Regions from separate parts of the Homo sapiens genome. Here region 2 is linked to region 1. A link is an interaction called in ENCODE POLR2A ChIA-PET data of the cell type or tissue named here. Cell type or tissue: PC-3. All regions are shown on one strand. Links, peaks and the distances in the headings refer to the core of each region. The heading gives the core; the rest is flanking DNA. Region 1 overlaps ZNF546 (zinc finger protein 546). Region 2 holds the start of LOC124904719 (a long non-coding RNA gene).

Region 1 (9,231 bases), core at 1-8,000:
GGCTAAGGGTTAGAATCATCTGAAGGCTCATACCCTCATACACTTGGTGCTGGATCCCGGCTGTTACCTCAATTACAGCTGTAATCAGGACAGCTTTACTTAGCTTTTCTATGTGATTACTTGGCATCTTCATAGCATGGTGGCTGGGCTTCATCCCAAGTGGGTCAGGCAGAAGCTGTATTGCCTTTTATGACTTAGTCGTGGAAATCACAGTGTTATTCCTGCCATAAACACAGGCCCACCTGGCCAGATTCAAAAGGAAGGACCATGAGCTCTACCTCTTGGGGAGTGTTGGTATCACATTGTAAGATGAACATGCAGAATGGGATATATTGGTGTGGCCATCTTTGGAATGTATGTTCTGCTACACCAAGTGAATGAACTAAGGATACCATAGTGGTATAATGACATTGTATGCCACCTAATGGGTTACAAATTGAAATACAAAATTTCTCCCATTAAGTATTCTTGCCAAAATATTTAATCTGTCCCTAATTGGGTCTCTAATCCCAAATTCCAGTTAATGGGAAATACTGGGGATAAAAAAGCACATTTAAAAATACTTTGGGAAGGCCGGGTGCGGTGGCTCATGCCTGTAATCCCAGCACTTTGGGAGGCTGAGGCGGGCAGATCACCAGGTCAGGAGATCGAGACCGTCCTGGCTAACATGGTGAAACCCCGTCTCTACTAAAAATACAAAAAATTAGCCGGGCATGGTTGAAGGCGCCTGTAGTCCCAGCTACTGGGGAGGCTGAGGCAGAATTGCCTGAACCCGGGAGGCGGAGCTTGCAGTGAGCCAAGATCGCACCACTGCACTCCAGCCTGGGCGACAGAGACTCCATCTCAAAAAAAAAAAAAAAAAAAAAAAAAAAAAGTCAATGTTGCAATAAAGTTGTGGGGGGAAGGGCCATTCTTACTTTAAAAGAGACGAACAATGCACAAATGTAATTCATGAATTTGGTTCCTGAATTTAAAAATAACCTATGAAAAGCATTGTTTACACAAATGAAAAGAATGAACACAACTGAGAATATGAACACAGACTGAATATTACAGATTATGGAATTATTGCTAATCTCCTTAGGTGTGAAGTTACTGGGGGTCAAATCTTTTGGCTTCCCTGGGTTACACTGGAAGAAGAATTATCTTGGGCTACACATAAAATGTGCTAACAATGGCGGATGAGCTTAAAAAAAATCACAAAAAAAATCTCATGTTTTAAGACAGCTTACAAATTTCTGTTGGACTGCATTCAAAGCTGCCCTGGGGCACAGACAGGTTGGACAATTGTTATATAGCAATTAAGTAGGAGGCAGCCTTTATTCTTAGATGTGATGTGTTATAGTATCTGCAATTTATACTCAAATACTACAGCAAAATATGTAAATATTATGTATAAGCAAACCAAATGTGACAACATATTAACAATTGCTGAATCTAGATAGAACATAACTGTTCATTATTCTTTTAAGTTTTCCAAATGGATAGTGGCTGTTTTTAATTTATCATTGTGGGCAGAAAAAGCGACTGACATACCTGCTTTTTGGGTTATAAAAAGAAAAAAGCATTACAGCTATCCCTGAGTCTTCAAAACTTTACTCTCATAATCTTCACACCCATCAAATCTAGAGATTTCTTTCTCACATTAATTTTCAGAGATAGGTTCTGACTTTATAAATGGAAGTTTAATCTATTTTACTGGATATTATCTCCAGTTAATTATTCCAATCTAAATAAGGAGTGAAAGGTAATGGACAGTTTTTACAAATTTCTTACACCCACAGGGCCTTCCTCTCACATGAATGTACTAAATGTATCCCCAATGAAAAAAATAAAGCAATATTTATTGATAAAATGCTGTGTGCCAAATACTCTTTTAAAGGTTTTATCTTTTATTAGCATTTCATCCTCACAAAAATACTATTAGGTGGTACTGTTATTACCATTTTAAAAACCAAGGCACAGGGGCATGTTTTGCCAAACACCACATAGGCAGAGGTGGAATTATGAGAATTATATTATTTATATATATCATAAAGATAGGCCAAGGCTGGTCTTTCCCATGTTCATTACATTAACAGAATCATTTTCCGTTACAGTGCTATATAAAGTGTGGTCCATGTGTTGACACTGGCCCACAAATTGTTTGCTTCTGGTCTCTGCAAAAGTTATAGATACCAAGAGCAAGTATTTAGAAATGTTTGCAGCAATCTGACAGAGTTAACTCAGTTAAATACCATAATAAAAAACTGGGGCTTTTATTTTGTATGTCTGTTTTTTTCTTTTCATTTTTCTGGTAATCTATTTATTTATTTATTTAAGAGACAGAGTCTTGCTCTGTTGCCCAAGCTAGAGTGCAGTGGTGCGATCTCAGCTCACTGCAACCTCTGCCACTTAGGTTCATGCAATTTTCCTGCCTCAGCCTCCTGAGTAGCTGGGATTACAGGCACCCCCCACAATGCCTAGCTAATTTGTGTATTTTAGTAGAGAAGGGGTTTCACCATGTTGGCCAGGCTGGTCTTGAACTCCTGACCTCAGGTGATCTGCTCACCTGGGCCTCCCATAGTGCTGGGATTACAGGTGTGAGCCACTGTGCCTGGCCCGCATTTTATTTATTTATTTAGAGACAGGATCTCACTCTGTCACCAAGCTGGAGTGCAGTGGCACAATCATGGCTCACTAAAGCCATGAGGCAGGGTCTCACTATGTTGCCCAGGCTGGTTTCGAACTCCTGTCTTTCCACAGTGCTGGGATTACAGGTGTGAGCCACTTCACCTGGCCCATTATTATTGCATTTTAGAGAAGCACTGTTCAACAACAGTTTGTAGGGGAAAAGGCCCTTGATGGTTTGGGATGCAGTGCATCAGTATCAATCTTCTAAAGTCTAACAGGGACTGAGTGATGCTATAGTCTTTCGACTCTTTAACATACGAAATAATTTCTGATAAATTGTGAGCATGAAGTAAAAGGGATTCCCACATGTTCCGTAACAAACAGAAAATTTCTTAAATTACAAATTCTCTGCTAAAGGGCATTTTCTAAAGGCCATCGTATTCTCTTTACATTATGCATAGGACTTCCTCACTAATATGATTTCTCTGATGTAAAGTAAGTTGATCACTACGAATAAAGGCTTTTCCACATTCTTTACATTGATAGGGTTTTTCACCAGTATGAATTCTGTGATGTCGAGTAAGTTCTGAATTAACACTGAAGGCTTTCCCACATTCTTTACATTTATAGGGTTTCTCACCCGTGTGAACTATGTGATGTCGAGTAAGTTCTGCTTGAAGACGAAAGGCATTCCCACATTCTTTACAGCTATAAGGTTTCTCACCAGTATGAAGTCTAAAATGTTGAGTAAGATGATACCGACGACTAAAGGTCTTTCCACATTCCTTACATTCATATGGAAGCTCACCAGTGTGAATTCTTTGATGTAATGTAAGTCGATAACTGCAAATAAAAGCATTCCCACATTCATTACATATGTAGGGCTTCTCACCAGTATGGCCTCTGTGATGTTGAGTAAGATGATAGTGCCGACTAAACGTCTTCCCACATTCCGTACATTCGTAGGGTTTCTCACCAGTATGAATTCTGTGATGTTGCGTGAGATGAGTGCTACGAATAAAGGCCTTCCCACATTCTGTACATTTATAGGGTTTTTCACCAGTATGAATTCTGTGATGCTGAGTAAGTTCTGTTTGAAATCGAAAGGCTTTCCCACATTCATTACATATGTAGGGTTTTTCACCAGTATGAATTTTAAAATGTTGAGTAAGATTATAGCGACGACTAAAAATCTTCCCACATTCTTTACATATGTAGGTGCTCTCACTGGTGTGAATTCGCTGGTGTGAAATAAATTGATTGCTATGAATAAAAGCCTTCCCACATTCCTTACATTCATAGGGTTTCTCACATGTATGAATTCTGTGATGTCGGGTAAGTTCTCCTTGAAGACGAAAGGCTTTTCCACATTCGTTACATATGTAGGGTTTCTCACCAGTATGAATTCTGTAGTGTTGAGTGAGATGATAGCGACTACTGAAGGTTTTTCCACATTCCTTACATTCATAGGGAATCTCACCGGTGTGAGTTCTCAGATGTAAAGTAAGTTGATAACCACAAATAAAGGCCTTCCCACATTCCTTACATTCATAGGGTTTCTCACCAGTATGAGTTCTATGATGCCGAGTAAGTTCCGTTTGAAGACGAAAGGCTTTTCCACATTCTCTACATTCATAGGGTTTCTCACCAGTATGAATTCTACGATGTCGAGCAAGTTCTGCATGAAAACTAAAGGACTTACCACATTCTTTACATTCGTAGGGTTTTTCACCAGTATGAATTTTCTGATGTTGAACAAGGTATGAGCCATGACTAAAGGCCTTCCCACATTCATTACATTTATAGGGTTTGACACCAGTATGAATTTTCTGATGTTGACTAATATGTCGTTGTACCCTAAAGGTCTTGCCACAAACCTTACATTCATAAGGCCTCTCACCAGTATGAATTCTTTGATGTTCAGTTAGTTGATAATGAAGTCTAAAGGCCTTCCCACATTCTTTACATTCATAAGGTCTCTCTCCAGCATGAATTGTCTGATGTACTCTAAGGTCTCTAACACGACTAAAGGCTTTCCCACATTCCTTACACTCGTAGGGTTTCACACCAGAATGTATTCTCTGATGTTCAGTAAGGTGATAATGAAGTCTAAAGGCCTTCCCACATTCTTTACATTCATAGGGTCTCTCCCCAGCATGGATTGTGTGATGTACTCTAAGGTCTCCCACTCGACAAAAGGCCTTTCCACATTCCATACATTTATAGGGTCTCTCACCAGTGTGAATTCTCAGATGTTGAATAAGGTATGACTGTTGTCTAAAGGCCTTTCTACATTCCTTACATTCATATGATTTCTCTCTAGCATGAATTTTTGGATGTAGAGGATGAGATATTTGTTTTTGGATTAGCATTTGACTAACGCATCCCATCTGATGTCTCTCTTGTCTCTCAAATTCATGTTTACACTGCAAACCATTTCTGAAAATGGTGTCCTCATGGATGGTGTTTTTACTTTTTTCCCCTGTCTGCAATTGAGATAAATAGATTTTGCAAACATTCTTTTCTGAAAGCAAATTCTTGGTAATATACTTGTATTCCAAATCTGCAAAAAAAAAAAAAAAAAAAAGCAAAGAGTAAACAAATGCTATAATGCTATTTTTCTGTGTTGGGGCAGGGATGGGGGTTGTACCTCATAGTAGAAATAAAAGATAAACAGAAATAACATACATTAGAAATAAATGGTTTAGAGCAGGATTCAACAAACTTCTTCTTTAAAAGACCAGATAGTGAAGGTGTTAGGCCTTGGGAGGCATATGGTCTCTGTCACAATTACTTAGCTCTGTTATTACAGCACAAAAGTAGCCACAGATGATAATAAGTGTGGCTGTGTTATAATAACACTTGACTTATGGACACTGAAATTTAAATTTCAAAAAGTGTTTACATGAAACAAAATCTTGATTTTTTCAACCATTAAAAAAATGGAAAAAACAGTTGTAACTTAAGAGCCATGCAAAAACAGGCAGTGAGCTATTTGGCTCATGGGCTATAGTTTGCTGGTTCCTGGCTTAGAGAACTCTAAATTATTGTAGTGCAATTTAAAAGAAGGCAAAATACCTCAGAAAATGATGTGACTTTTAAGAATTGTAAAATAGGCCGGGTGCGGTGGCTCGTGCCTGTAATCCCAGCACTTTGGGAGGCTGAGGCAGGTGGATCATGAAGTCAGGAGATCGAGACCATCCCGGCTAACATGGTGAAACCCCGTCTCTACTAAAAATACAAAAAATTAGCCAGGCGTGGTGGCGGGTGCCTGTAGTCCCAGCTACTCGGGAGGCTGAGGCAGGAGAATGGCGTGAACCCAGGAGGTGGAGCTTGCAGTGAGCCAAGATTGTGCCACTGCACTCCAGGCTGGGTGACAAAGCGAGACTCTGTCTCAAAAAAAAAAAAAAAGAATGGTAAAATAGGTGAATAGGATAATAGGGTAAATCAGTGATCCGCTTATTTAGGATGGATTTAGGGAAATTTCTTACATATACTGTTCTTCAGGCACCAAACCAGACAAAATCAAAATCTATAGGAGCAAGTCCTGGATATGTGCATTTAAAATCTTTTTCATCAAATGGCTTTGATGGAGATCATTTTGAAAATCTGTACCTAATTCTTTTCCCTTTAGAATAGAGTTTCTCGTTCCCCCTAGAATAAAACCCAAACATATTACCATTGATAAAAACCCCTTTCTTATTTGGAAGACCTCTGCAAACCACCTCTGTAAATATTACAAACAAGTCACTGAGAGGGCAGCTAAGTATAATAACTTAATTTCCCCAAATTACAACATAGTTATGAATATATCTCCCTGATTCCAATCTCATCCTAGTACAGCAATTAAATATGCTCTTTCCTGGATCACTTCCCTTCTGAAAGGGAACAAAGATACATCCAAAATTGCTCAATCAAAAGTATAAATGGAAAAGTCATTTTTGTATTTCATCATTTTCCAATTACCTATTGTTACCTTGAACATTAGGCATCTCCAAAACTGTTTACATTTGCCCTGTGTGTGTGGCTACTGTTCCTTCTCTTTGTCTCTGTCCCAACTCAAGTACTGAGATATTTTATTTGGTGAGCATCAGTTGTTTTATCATTACTCATTCACAGATCCTCAAACTCATTGCTAGTCAAGAATTACACTGCAGGTCCTGGCTAGTAGAGTAAGGCAAGGTGAAGAACACAGGCTTTAGAAAGGAGAAAAATAAACGCCTTTATTCTCAGATGTAGTAGGTTGAATTGTGGCCCCCAGAAAAGACATGTTCCTAACTCCCAGTGCCTGTGAATGTGACCTAATATGGAAAAAGGGTGGGCCCTAAATCCAATAACAGGTGTACTTATAAGAGCGAGGCATAGGGAGATCAAGAGAGGGTGCCATGAAGATGGAGGCAGAGACTGCAGTGATGCGTCTGCAAGCCAAGGAATGCCAAGAATGGCCAGTAACTACTATTCTTTTCATAAATTGTTGGATTCAAATGGCTAAAACTTAGTCTAGAATTTTTGCATTTGTGTACATGAAAGATACTGACTTATAGATTTCTTTTCTTATAATGCCTTTGTCTGGTTTTGGTATCAGGGTAATGCTGGACTTGAAGAGTGAGTTTGGAAGTATTCCCTTATCTTAAAGTTTCTGGAAGAGTTTGTGTACAATAGGTATACAAATGTAAAAATCTAAAACCATAAAATTTCTAGAAAAGCTGGGGGCAGTGGCTCACGCCTGTAATCCCAGCACTTTGAAAAGCTAAGGTGGGCAGATCATGAGGTCAGGAGTTTGAGACCAGCCTGGCCAATATGGTGAAACCCTGTCTCTACTAAAAATACAAAAATTAGCTGGGTGTGGTGGCGTGTACCTGTAGTCCTAGCTACTCGGGAGGCTGAGGCAGAAGAATTGCTTGAACCCGGGAGGTGGAGGTTGCAGTGAGCCGAGATTGTGCCACTGCACTCCAGCCTGGGTGACAGAGCGAGACTCTGTCAAAAAAAAAAAAAATTAGAAGAAAACAGAAAATTTTTGTACTTTTTATATTGGGCAAAGATTTCTTAAATATGACTGAAAGGACAATCCATAAGAGAAAAATGTGATAAATTAACTTAATCAAATTAAGAGCTTATGCTATTCAGAAGACACTGTTAAGAGTTTACAGATCATACATTTGATAAAGGACTTACATCCAGAATATATAAGGGACTCTCAAAACCCAATAATTAGCAAACAACCAATGCAATTAGAAAATGGGCAGAAGGCCAGGTATAGTGGCTCACGCCTGTAAGCCCAGCACTTTGGGAGGCTGAGGCAGGTGGATCTGAGGTCAGGAGTTCGAGACCAGCCTGGCCAATGTGGTGAAACCCCATCTCTACTAAAAATACAAAAATTAGCTGGGCATGGTGGCACATGCCTGTGGTCCCAGCTACTCAGGAGGCTAAGGCAGGAGAATTGCTTGTACCCAGGAGGCGGAGGTTGCAGTGAGCCGAGGTCGCACCACTGCATTCCAGCCTGGGCAACAGAGCAAGACTCTGTTTCAAAAAAAAGAAAGAAAGAAGCAAAGAGAATGAGCAGAAGACTGTAATAGATGCTTCACCAAAGAAGATATATGGATGATAAATTAAGAATAAAAAGTTGCTCAGGATTATTAGGCATTAGGAAAATGAAAATTAAAACCACAGTGAGATACCATTACTCACCTATTAGCAAAGCTAAAATTTAAAAGACTGACCATACCAAAGTGCTAACAAGAATGTCGAAGAACTGGAATTTTCATAAACTTCTGCTGGGAAAGTAAAAAGATACAACCACTTTCTTCTTCTTTTTTTTTTTTTTTCAGACATTATCTTGGTCTGTCACCCAGGCTGGAGTGCAGTGGCACAATCTCGGCTCACTGCAACCTCTGCCTCCAGGGTTCAAGTGATTCTCCTGCCTCAGCCTCCCAAGTAGCTGGGATTACAGATGCCTGTCACTATGCCTGGCTAATTTTTGTATTTTTAGTAAAGATGAAGTTTCACCTTGTTGGCCAGGCTGGTCTTGAACTCCTGACCTCCAGTGATCCACCTGTCTCGGCCTCCCAAAGTGCTGGGATTACAGGCATAAGCCACTGCTACTGGCTGATACAACCACTTTCAAACACAGTGTGGCAGTTTCTTAAAAAATAGACATATATTTATCATATGATCTACCCATTCTACCCCAGACAGTTACCCAAGATAAATGAAAGCATAAGTCTATACCAAGAATTTTACATGAAAGTTTCCAGTAGCTTTATCTGTAATAGCCAAACACTGGAAATAACTCAATGTCCATCCTTATACATAAATGGATAAGTAAATTGTGGTACATCCATACAATGGAATACTACTCAACAATGAAAAGAAATGAAGTACTGATACATATAGCAACATGGATGAATCTCAAAATAATTTTGCTGAGTGAATGAAGCTAAATTTTAAAAATCACCATATTTTTAAAAAAGGAAGAAAAAAATCACCATATAATTCCATTATACAAAATTCTAGAAAATGAAAACTAAGTTATAGTGACAGAGAGATGATCAGTGCTTACCTGGGCAGTGGGTAGAGAGGGACATGAGGGAGGGATTTCTTTTGGAGGTGATGGATATG
Region 2 (9,399 bases), core at 939-8,938, 200 kb after region 1:
TTCTGTGAGTCTGCTATCCCCTGACATTTCCTCTACGTTTTGCTTCCTTGCGGGCTCCTCTGTTTTCACCAGTCTGTTAAATGTGGTGGGGCTATGTTCTCTCTTCTCACCTTGGGGCCACCTTACCCTCTTTCATGGTCTGTTTCCTATCTCTGTGCAGATGACACACTCTGTCCTTAGCCCTGACCTCTACTCTGAGCCCTAGACCTGGAGGATCCGGAGGCCTCATGGACAATCCCCCAATCCCAACTGGGCAATCCTTGGGCCCTTAACACTCACCATGTCCCAGATTCCAAACATGCTCTCTCAGCCTTTGTCTCAGGGGTGGCCCCTCCAGGCTCCAGGTTCTCAGAGGGAGCCATGGGCCTCATTCTGAATGCCTCCCTCCCATCCCTGCCCCCCGTCCAGCCCATCAGCTTCCAGGGCTTGTCCTCTGGGACTGCTGGACATCTCTCACATCTTCTCCCTTCTCCCATTTTCCACTCTGCCTTGGTCCAACCCGGTCCTCTCCCACCTTGTCTCTGCCTGTCCTCCTCCCTGGGCTCTTGGCCTCCCATCTCACCATTTAACGCAATTAAACCTGTTGTAGGGGGAAAAGTAAACAGGAAAATAAATCACATTATGTGTCAGCTTAAGATGAAAACAACTTTCAGGAATCACTTTATTACTTTAAAAAATCTACAGCAGTAGGAAGAAAACTGAGGCTCATTTCTCTTTACACTAGGGTTGTCACACCAGAGTGAAATTTTAAGGATCACTTGTAAGCTTCCTTTTGAGTCACATTGATTAAGAGAATCTTCTATATTAATTATCACAATTATCCTTATAAACATGACTTACAAGGTATCTAAAAAATGTCTCACAAGCATTTAGAACAACTGAATTGTATAAAAGGATTTTGTATGTGCAAGAGGGAAGTTAACTAGATTATTAATACTGGCATTGGGAGAATTCTTCCACTCTGATATCAGTGGCTGTTGGCACAGTGAGTTCAGTAAAGAGACTATTAGTGGGCTGGGAACGGTGGCTCATGCCTGTAATCCTAGCACTTTGGGAGGCCGAGGCAGGCGGATTGCTTGAGCTCAGGAGTTTGAGACCAGCCTGGGCAACATGGTGAAACCCCGTCTCTACTAAAATACAAAAGAAATTAGCCGGGCATGGTGGCGTGCACCTGTAGTCCCAGCTACTCAGGAGGCTGAGGCAGGAGAATTGCTTGAACTCGGGAGGTCAAGGTTGTAGTGAGCCGAGATCGCACCACTGCACTCCAGCACTCCAGCCTGGGTGACAGCAAGACTCTGTCTCTACAAAAAAAAAAAAAAAAAAAAAAGAAAGAGAGACTATTAGCGGATGTGCTTTGGGACATTTTGCAGTTCTAAGCCTGGCTAGCATAGGCTTTCACAGTAACTGCCCACATTTGTATGGTGCCTTCTTCATGCCAGGCACTCTTCTAAACCCCCAGCTTGCATACATCCAGTAATCCTCACATACCCCTTAGGAGGTAGCTACTGTTATTATCCCAGGTTTTCAGTGAGGCATTTAGAGTTTAAATCAGTTACTTCAGGTTCCATAGCTAGTAAGTGCCTGCAACAGGATTTGAACCTAGGAGTCTCAGTTCTATCATGTGTGCCTTTAACCACCTTCCTCCTTGACTCTATTCTGAAAGGAGAAACTCATATTTCTGATCTTACAGTTTCTTCCTTTGGAAGAGGGGCTTAAATTGCTTTCTTTTCCAGCGACTAGAAACCTTTCAACATCACCAATTATTTGTAAAGAAAAACATTTTTAAAATGCTGGGCACCATGACTCATTCCTGGAATCCCAGCACTTTGGGAGGTCAGGGCAGAAGGATTGCTTGGGGTCAGGAGTTAAGACTGGCCTGGGCAGCATAGTGAGACCCCTTTCTCTACAATAACTAAAAAAATTGCTGGGCATGGTGGTGCAAGCCTGTTGTCCCAGCTACTTGGGAGGCTGAGGCAGGAGGATCGCTTAAGCCCAGGAGGTTGAAGCTGCAGTGAACTAGGCAGTGATCGTGCCACTGCACTCCAGCCTGGGTGACAGAGCAAGACTCTATCTCTAAAAAGAAGAAGAAAAAGTAAAACACTTTTAACTTATTTTAAGGGAAAATTTCAAACATACATAAGAGCATAGAGAAGAGGCTGATGAACTCCTACGTTCTCATCACTAGCTTCTGCAGTTACCAGCATATGGCCACTGTTGCTTAATCCATACCTTGCACATCTTTTTCTGCTGCTCAGATTTATTTATTTATTTATTTATTTATTTATTTATTTATAGACAGAGTCTCACACTGTTGCCCGGGCTGGAGTGCAATGGCACGATTTCTGCTCACTGCAACCTCCGCCTCCCAGGTTCACACAATTCTCCTGCCTCCTGAGTAGCTGGGATTACAGGCGCACACCACCACACCTGGCTAATTTTTTTGTATTTTTAGTAGAGACAGTTTCACTATGTTGGCCAGACTAGTCTTGAACTCCTGACCTCATGATCCGCCTGCCTCAGCCTCCCAAAGTGCTGGGATTACAGTTGTGAGCCACCGTGCCCGGCCTCAGTTATTTTTAAAGCAAATCTAGATATGTTTTGTTAAGGGATTTTTAAATTTTCCTAAAAAAAGATAACCTGCAATTTCTTGCCCCAAGTCATTCCCTACTGACAAATTGCCCATCTTCCTGATTCTCTGATCCCCTCCTTTCTCCTCATTTTCCAAATTCAGACAAGTCTGTGCATGGGGTGATATCACCGCACCAGCTCTGTCCCTGGCTCATTTTCTGTAACCCTATACTCCAGGCGTTTCTCCACATTTCTCTGAAGCCTGAAAACGATCCTTCTTAATGACCATGAATGGGCTGGAGTTGCTTGGCAATCCTGTCCTCTGCAATAGGACATTTAATCTGCTTGTGGCCTTTCGCCATGGTGGTGGCCTCTTCCCTTATTTGGGTTATTTTTCTGGATCCCTTTCCACTCAAATCGGGTCAGACCTTCCCTGACACTCCTTGTACACTGCAAATTCACATTAAGCATATTATGTTTCACATAGTCCAAATGAAACAGTGATTTGGCTACTCATTTATTAACTGTCTGGGAGTTCCAGCAGGGTCAGAATCAGGTCTGTCTGTACCGTCGGTGAGTCCTCAACATCACCCAGCACAGGGCCTGGCACTCAGTAGGTGCTCAGTAACCATGCGCTGAATGAATGAGTAAATGAAGGAGTGAATGAATGATTGCCAACCTCAATAGCTGGACATTTATCATGAGGGCAGTAGGAAGCCACAGAAGTATTTTAGGCAGAACTGGACCCATTTCTCTCAAACTCTGATGTGCATCTGGGATTTTGAATGTAGATTCCGCTTCGGTGGGTTGAGGAAGGGGCCTGAGATTCTGCATTTCAAGCTCCCAAATGATGCCAAGGCTTTGAGTAGCAAAGGTGTTGCCCTGCTCTTCAGTACAGTACAGGAGCCACTGGCCACATGTGGCTCCTGGGCACTTGAAATGTGGCTCGTGTGACTTGAGATATATTTTAAGCATAAATACCCACCAGAGTTAAAGACTTGGTACAAAAAAAATGTTTTATATTGATCACATACTGATATGGTAATATTTTGGATATATTGAGTTAAATAAAATATATTATTAAAATTACAATTAATTTTATGGTTTTTTTAATTGGGCTATTAGAAAATGTTTAATTAGCTTTGCAGCTCACATGTATGGCTCGTGTTACTCTTCTGTTGGATCATGCTGGTCTAGAACACTCCCGACTCCCTGTCACCTGTGGGCATTTGTACGTGCTTCTCCCTCTTTTTGGAGCACCCTTCTTTCACCCACCTCCCCACAACTAATTCCATACACTGTTCAGGTCTCAGTAAAGGTGTCTCCTTTAGGAAGCCCCCTTGGTCCCCCAGGGTGGGTGGGGGGCCCGTTCTGAGCTTCCACAGCTCCTGGGGTTTCTCCCATCCCAGCCTTGACCCATCTGTCTGCCTCTCCCCTGTCCCACCTTGACCAGCTGTGATGTCAGCATCTCTGCGTCTGTCTCATCTTTGGACAATAAATCCATGAGCATGGGGGCAGAGTCTATCTTGGTTGCCACATTATCTGCAGAGCCTGGCACACAGTCAGTGAATATACTGCATTAATAAATGACACGTGAGATGTGGGTCGTGCACATTTCACAACTGGACTGTGAAGCCAGCCTCAGAGGCCTCATTTTGATGGCCCAGCCACCAGCACAGCATCTCCTGCTGCTTCGACTCCTGCTGGGCGTGCAGTAGCCATGCCATGGATCACATCTGCCTTCTGTAGAATTGCTCTGCCCACCTGTCTCTGAGCTACCCTGTAGCTCCTCTCAGGATTTGCCCTTTACCAATGGCACATTCCTGAACGGGGGCTTGGTCTTTTCTTTGTTAAGTTATATCAGTTTTGGGTACAACATAGATTGTGATAAAGAGATTTTTTTTTTCTCCAGAGATTTCTTTTATTTAAATTGCATAGAAACATTGCTTTAAATAAAGTAATTTTAAAAATAGTCTGTCGGTCTTTTCCTTTGAGATTCTTTGGTTGCTTCAGTAGTTTTGTAATTGACATGAAAAGATGTTCCAACTCATCCCTAATCAGAGCAAGACAAAGATCAGGAAACTGAAATCCACTTCCTCTCCTTCCAGCTTGCTTGTTCAAGTACCACCTCTGCTTCCAGCGCAACCTCCAGGCCACGTTCCCACACTCTCCCTGTCCATCATGGCTCTCCTTTTTCCATCCCACCCTGCCCACTGTCCCCTACCAATTATAGATTCATCATTACAGTCACCCTCTAAATTCCCTTCCTCCTCAATCGTTTGGTCCCAGCCATCTGACTAAAAGCCAGCCCCTAATTATATGGAACATCTAAAGAAAAAAAGGCCACACTAAAATTCTGTTTCACAGCCTCAAATTGACAAAAGTTAAGATGGCTGTAGGTGAGGATGGGGATTCACAGGACATCTCATATGTTGCTGATGGGAGTTCAAATTAGTACAACCCTCTGGGAAGTAGTTTGTTGTTATTTTGAAAAACTGAACCAAATTGAAAATCTGAATCCCATATGCTTGGCACTCCTAGGTCCTTACCCAAGAAGAGATATTTGACCACATGCATCGATTGAGATGTTAAAGTTCATAGTATCTCTTCTCAGCCTTTGGCTAAGATCAAGTATACAAAGTTCATCTGTCAACTTTTGTATGCTTTTGTAAAGCATTTATCTGATAGCAAAAAGAAACACATCTGATGTCCATTTAAAGGAGAATTGATAAATTTTAGTATATCTCACATGACGGACAATTACACAGCAGTGAAAATGAAGGAACAACAGATGTACAAGAAAAAGATGAATTTAGGCTGGGCATGGTGGCTCCTGCTTGTAATCCCAGCACTTTGGGAGGCTGAGACGGGAGGATTGCTTGAGGCCAGAAGTTCAAGACCAGCCTGGGGAACATGGTGAAACCCTATTTCTACAAAAAATGCAAAAATTAGCTGGGCTCAGTGGCGTGTGCTTGTAGCTCCAACTACTCGGGAGGCTGAAGTGGGAGGGTCGCTTGAGGCCTGGAGGTCGAGGATGCAGTGAGCTATGATCCTGGACACTGCACTCCAGCCTGGGCAAGAGGGTGAGAGTCTGTCTCAAAAAAAAAAAAAAAAGAAAAAAAAAAAAGAATTACAGAAACATAATGTGAATAAAACAAAAGACTCCATATAGGATGATACTATTTATAAAGCTCAAAGCCAAGCAAAAGGAAACATTTTTAAGCATACAAAAATATGTGATAAAACTGTATCTTAAAATCACAAGGGATGAGGGAAACTTTTGGGATTTATTGCATTTTATACTTAAAGTGGATATATTTTATTGCATGTAAATTATATCTCAATAAAGTTGAATCACAAAAAGAGAGAGAGGCTAGAGCAGACTCCCTGTTCTGTCCCTGGAAATGCCGTGTAAGCGGGTGATGCCGGGGCGGTGGCCACCATCTGGTGATGCAGGTGTCATGCTGAAGATGGCAGTGCAGAAAAGACAAAGGACCTAAGTTCTTGATAATGTCACTGAACCACCTAAGGGACTTTGCTTTCTTCTATGCTATATCTCCAGATCCTGGAACAGTGCCTGACAATGGGTTGGTACTCATGTATTTTTAAATAAAATTTTTACTGAAGTAGAACTAAAATGTTTGAATAGATAAATTAATGAATTTAACAACCCTGGAACCCACCTCTGCTTTTCTTGCTATGTGAAACAATGCAGTTCCTTTTTTGTTCAGCCCCTTTTGGTTTTTTTTTTTTTTTTTAGACGGAGTTTTGCTCTTGTTGCCCAGGCTGGAGTGCAGTGGCATGATCTTGGCTCACTGCAACCTCTGCCTCCTGGGTTCAAGCGATTCTCCTACCTCAGCCTCACGAGCAGCTGGGATTATAGGCATGCAACACCATGCCTGGCTAACTTTTTGTATTTTTTTTTTAAGTAGAGATGGGGTTTCCTCACGTTGGCCAGGCTGGTCTTGAACTCCGGACCTCAGGTGATCCACCCGCCTCGGCCTCCCAGAGTGTTGGGTTACAGGTGTGAGCCACTGCACTGCTGATTTGGGGCCATTTAGCTGCAGTCAAACACATGTTAACTAGTGATCCACATGATACACACGTTAAAACTAACATTTTAGGAGGCACCTACTATGCATCAGGACCTGCGTTGCAGGCTTTAACTGCATGAATCCTTACAACATCCCTGCGAGGTTGGTTCCAGGTCCCCCATTTTACCGAGTGGGCTCTAAAAGAGACCACAGATTATCATGCTTGGTCTTGCCATCCATTGGAAGCCTTCTGTGCCCAGACACACTGCTGTTTCCACCCATCACTTTTAAGAGATTTCCAACATTGCAGTCATACATTTAAGATCAGGAGAAAGTTGTCGATATTTACAGAAGCTGTTGGAGGCAGCCCACGGTTTAAGTTATCTACTGCTACACCAAATTTTGCTGTTGAAAACAACTTAATTATTATCACTCATGGTTCTCCAGGTTGACTAGGCTCAGCTGGGCGGTTCTCATGCCATTGCAGTTGGATATCAGCTGGGACCACAGTTATCTAAAGGCCCCACTCTGAAGGTCAAGATGGCTCACTCACATGGCTGGAAGCTGATGCTGGCTGTGGCCTGGAATGCCAGACATAACCTCTCCAGGTGACTTGGGCCTCTCACAGTGTGATGACTGGGTTCCGAGAGGGAGCATTCCAAGACTGAGCTTTCCAAAAAGCTCAATCAGAAGCCACACATCTTATGCTCTAGCCTCGGAAGTCCCAGAATGCCACTTCCTCTGAATTATATTGGTCAAGTAAGTCACTAAGGGCAACCTGGATTCAAGCCAAGGTATGCCAACCATCCCTTGATGGGAGGAGCAGTATGTGTGCCCCGCCAGGGATCTATTTTTTTTTTTTAACAGTCACTGCAACCTCCACCTCCTGGGTTCAAGCGATTCTCGTGTCTCAGCCTCCCAAGTAGCTGGGATTACAGGTGCCCGCCACCACACCCAGCTAATTTTTGTATTTTTAGTAGAGATAGGGTTTTACCATGTTGGTCAGGCTGGCCTCGAACTCCTGACCTCAGGTGATCCACCTGCCTTGGCCTCCCAAAGTGCTGGGATTAGAGGCATAAGCCACCGCGCCCGGCCTTCACCAAGTGTCTATTTACGCTGACTTTTTGCAGTCAGTTATGACTCATCACCAAGAACTACCTAGCACCAAACCCCTTCTTTTCTTGCTTCTCTTTCTCTCCACGGTGCCACCCCCTCTCCAGGGCTCTTGGCTGCAATCTTCATCTGGCATCAAGCTTTCTGATGGGAGGGCCAGAAGTGGCTTAAGTTTCATGTTTTTTTTTACTATATCCTGACTTTTTCTCTGATGTCCTCTAGCTTTGAAAATTTTACCTGTTTTTTTCTTAAGTAAGCTTTTCAAAATTATTTTTAATTTTTCCATTTTTGTGGGTACATAGTAGGTGTACATATTTTTGGGGTCCAGGAGATATTTTGGTATAGGTGTGTGTGTAATAATCACATCAGGGTACATGGGGCATCCATCACCTCAAGCATTCATCATTTCTTTGTGTTATGAACACTCCAATTGTACTCCCTCAGTTATTCTAAAATGTACAACAAATCAGTTCTGACTGTAGTCACCCTGTTGTGTTATCAAATACTAGATACTCATTTTGTCGAACTGTATTTTTGTACCCATTAACTATCTCCACTTCCTCTCCCCTCTACTACCTTTCCCAGCCTGTGGCAGCTATCCTTCTACTCTCTATCTCCATGAGTTCAGTTGTTACATTTTAGCTCCCACAAATGAGTTAAAATATGTCAAGTTTGCCTTTCTGTGCCTGGCTTCTGTCACTTAATATAATGTCCTCCAGTTCTATCCATGTCATTGCAAATGACAGGATCTCATTCTTGTTTATGGCTGAATAGTACTCCATTGTGTATATGCACCACGTTTTCTTTATCCATTCATCTGTTATGGACACTTAGGTTGATTCCAAATTTGGGCGCTTGTAAACAATGATGCAACAAACATGGGAGTGGAGATGTCTCTTCCATATACTGATTTTCTTTCTTGTGGATATATACCTAGCAGTGGGATTCTGCCAGGATCATATGGTAGTTCTATTTTCAGTTTTTCTTTTTCTTTTTCTTTTTTTTTTTTTTTTTGAGATGGAATCTCGCTCTGTTGCCTGGCTGTAGTGCCGTGGTGCGATCTCTGTTCACTGCAACTTCTATCTCCATGGTTCAAGCAATTCCCCTGCCTCAGCCCCCGGAGTAGCTGGGATTACAGGCACACACCACCATGCCCAGCTAATTTTTTTGTGTTTTTAGTAGAGACGGGGTTTCACCATGTTAGCCAGACTGGTCTTAAACTCCTGACCTCAGGCAACCCACTCGCCTCAGCCTCCCAAAGTGCTGGGATTACAGGCATGAGCCACTGCGCCCAGCTATTTTCACTTTTTCTGAGGAACGTCTATACTGTTCTCCGTAGTAGCTGTACTGATTTACATTCTCACCAACTGTGTACGAGGGTTCCTTTTTCTCCACCTCCTCACTAGCATTTGTTATTGCCTGTCTTTGGGATGAAAGCCATTTTACTTGGGGTGAGATGATATTGTAATTCTGATTTGCATTTCTCTGATGATCAGTTATGTTGAGCACCTTTTCATGTGCCTGTTTGCCATTTGTATGTCTTCTTTTGAGAAATGTCTATTCAGATCTTTTGGCCATTTTTAAATAAGTTTATAAGTTTTTTTTTCTTATTGAGTTGTTTGAGCTCCTTTTATATTCTGGTTATTAATCCCTTGTCAGATGGAGAGTTTGCAAATATTTTCTC

What was found. Peaks named below come from ENCODE experiments on the same cell type or tissue, not always from the same donor. Only the 100,000 strongest peaks of a DNase experiment are listed, where the experiment ranks them.
Region 2: POLR2A ChIA-PET joins it to region 1 with 17 read pairs; 4 of 35 experiments call an interaction of 5 or more read pairs at or near these places.

The regions. Positions count from the first base shown.
Region 1 is chr19:40,009,610-40,018,840 of GRCh38, reverse strand. ZNF546 (zinc finger protein 546) reads right to left here. Exons shown (of 7, transcript NM_178544.5): 7 at 1-5,176. The coding sequence ends at 3,060. Among named protein-coding and RNA genes, the nearest start is that of ZNF546, 17 kb to the right of the region's middle. RefSeq lists an enhancer at 3,054-4,253. In PC-3, for the core only: no CTCF peak of the experiment used is centred there; no DNase peak of the experiment used is centred there.
Region 2 is chr19:39,807,233-39,816,631 of GRCh38, reverse strand. LOC124904719 (a long non-coding RNA gene) reads left to right here and starts at 7,075. Exons shown (of 2, transcript XR_007067258.1): 1 at 7,075-7,210. In PC-3, for the core only: no CTCF peak of the experiment used is centred there; no DNase peak of the experiment used is centred there.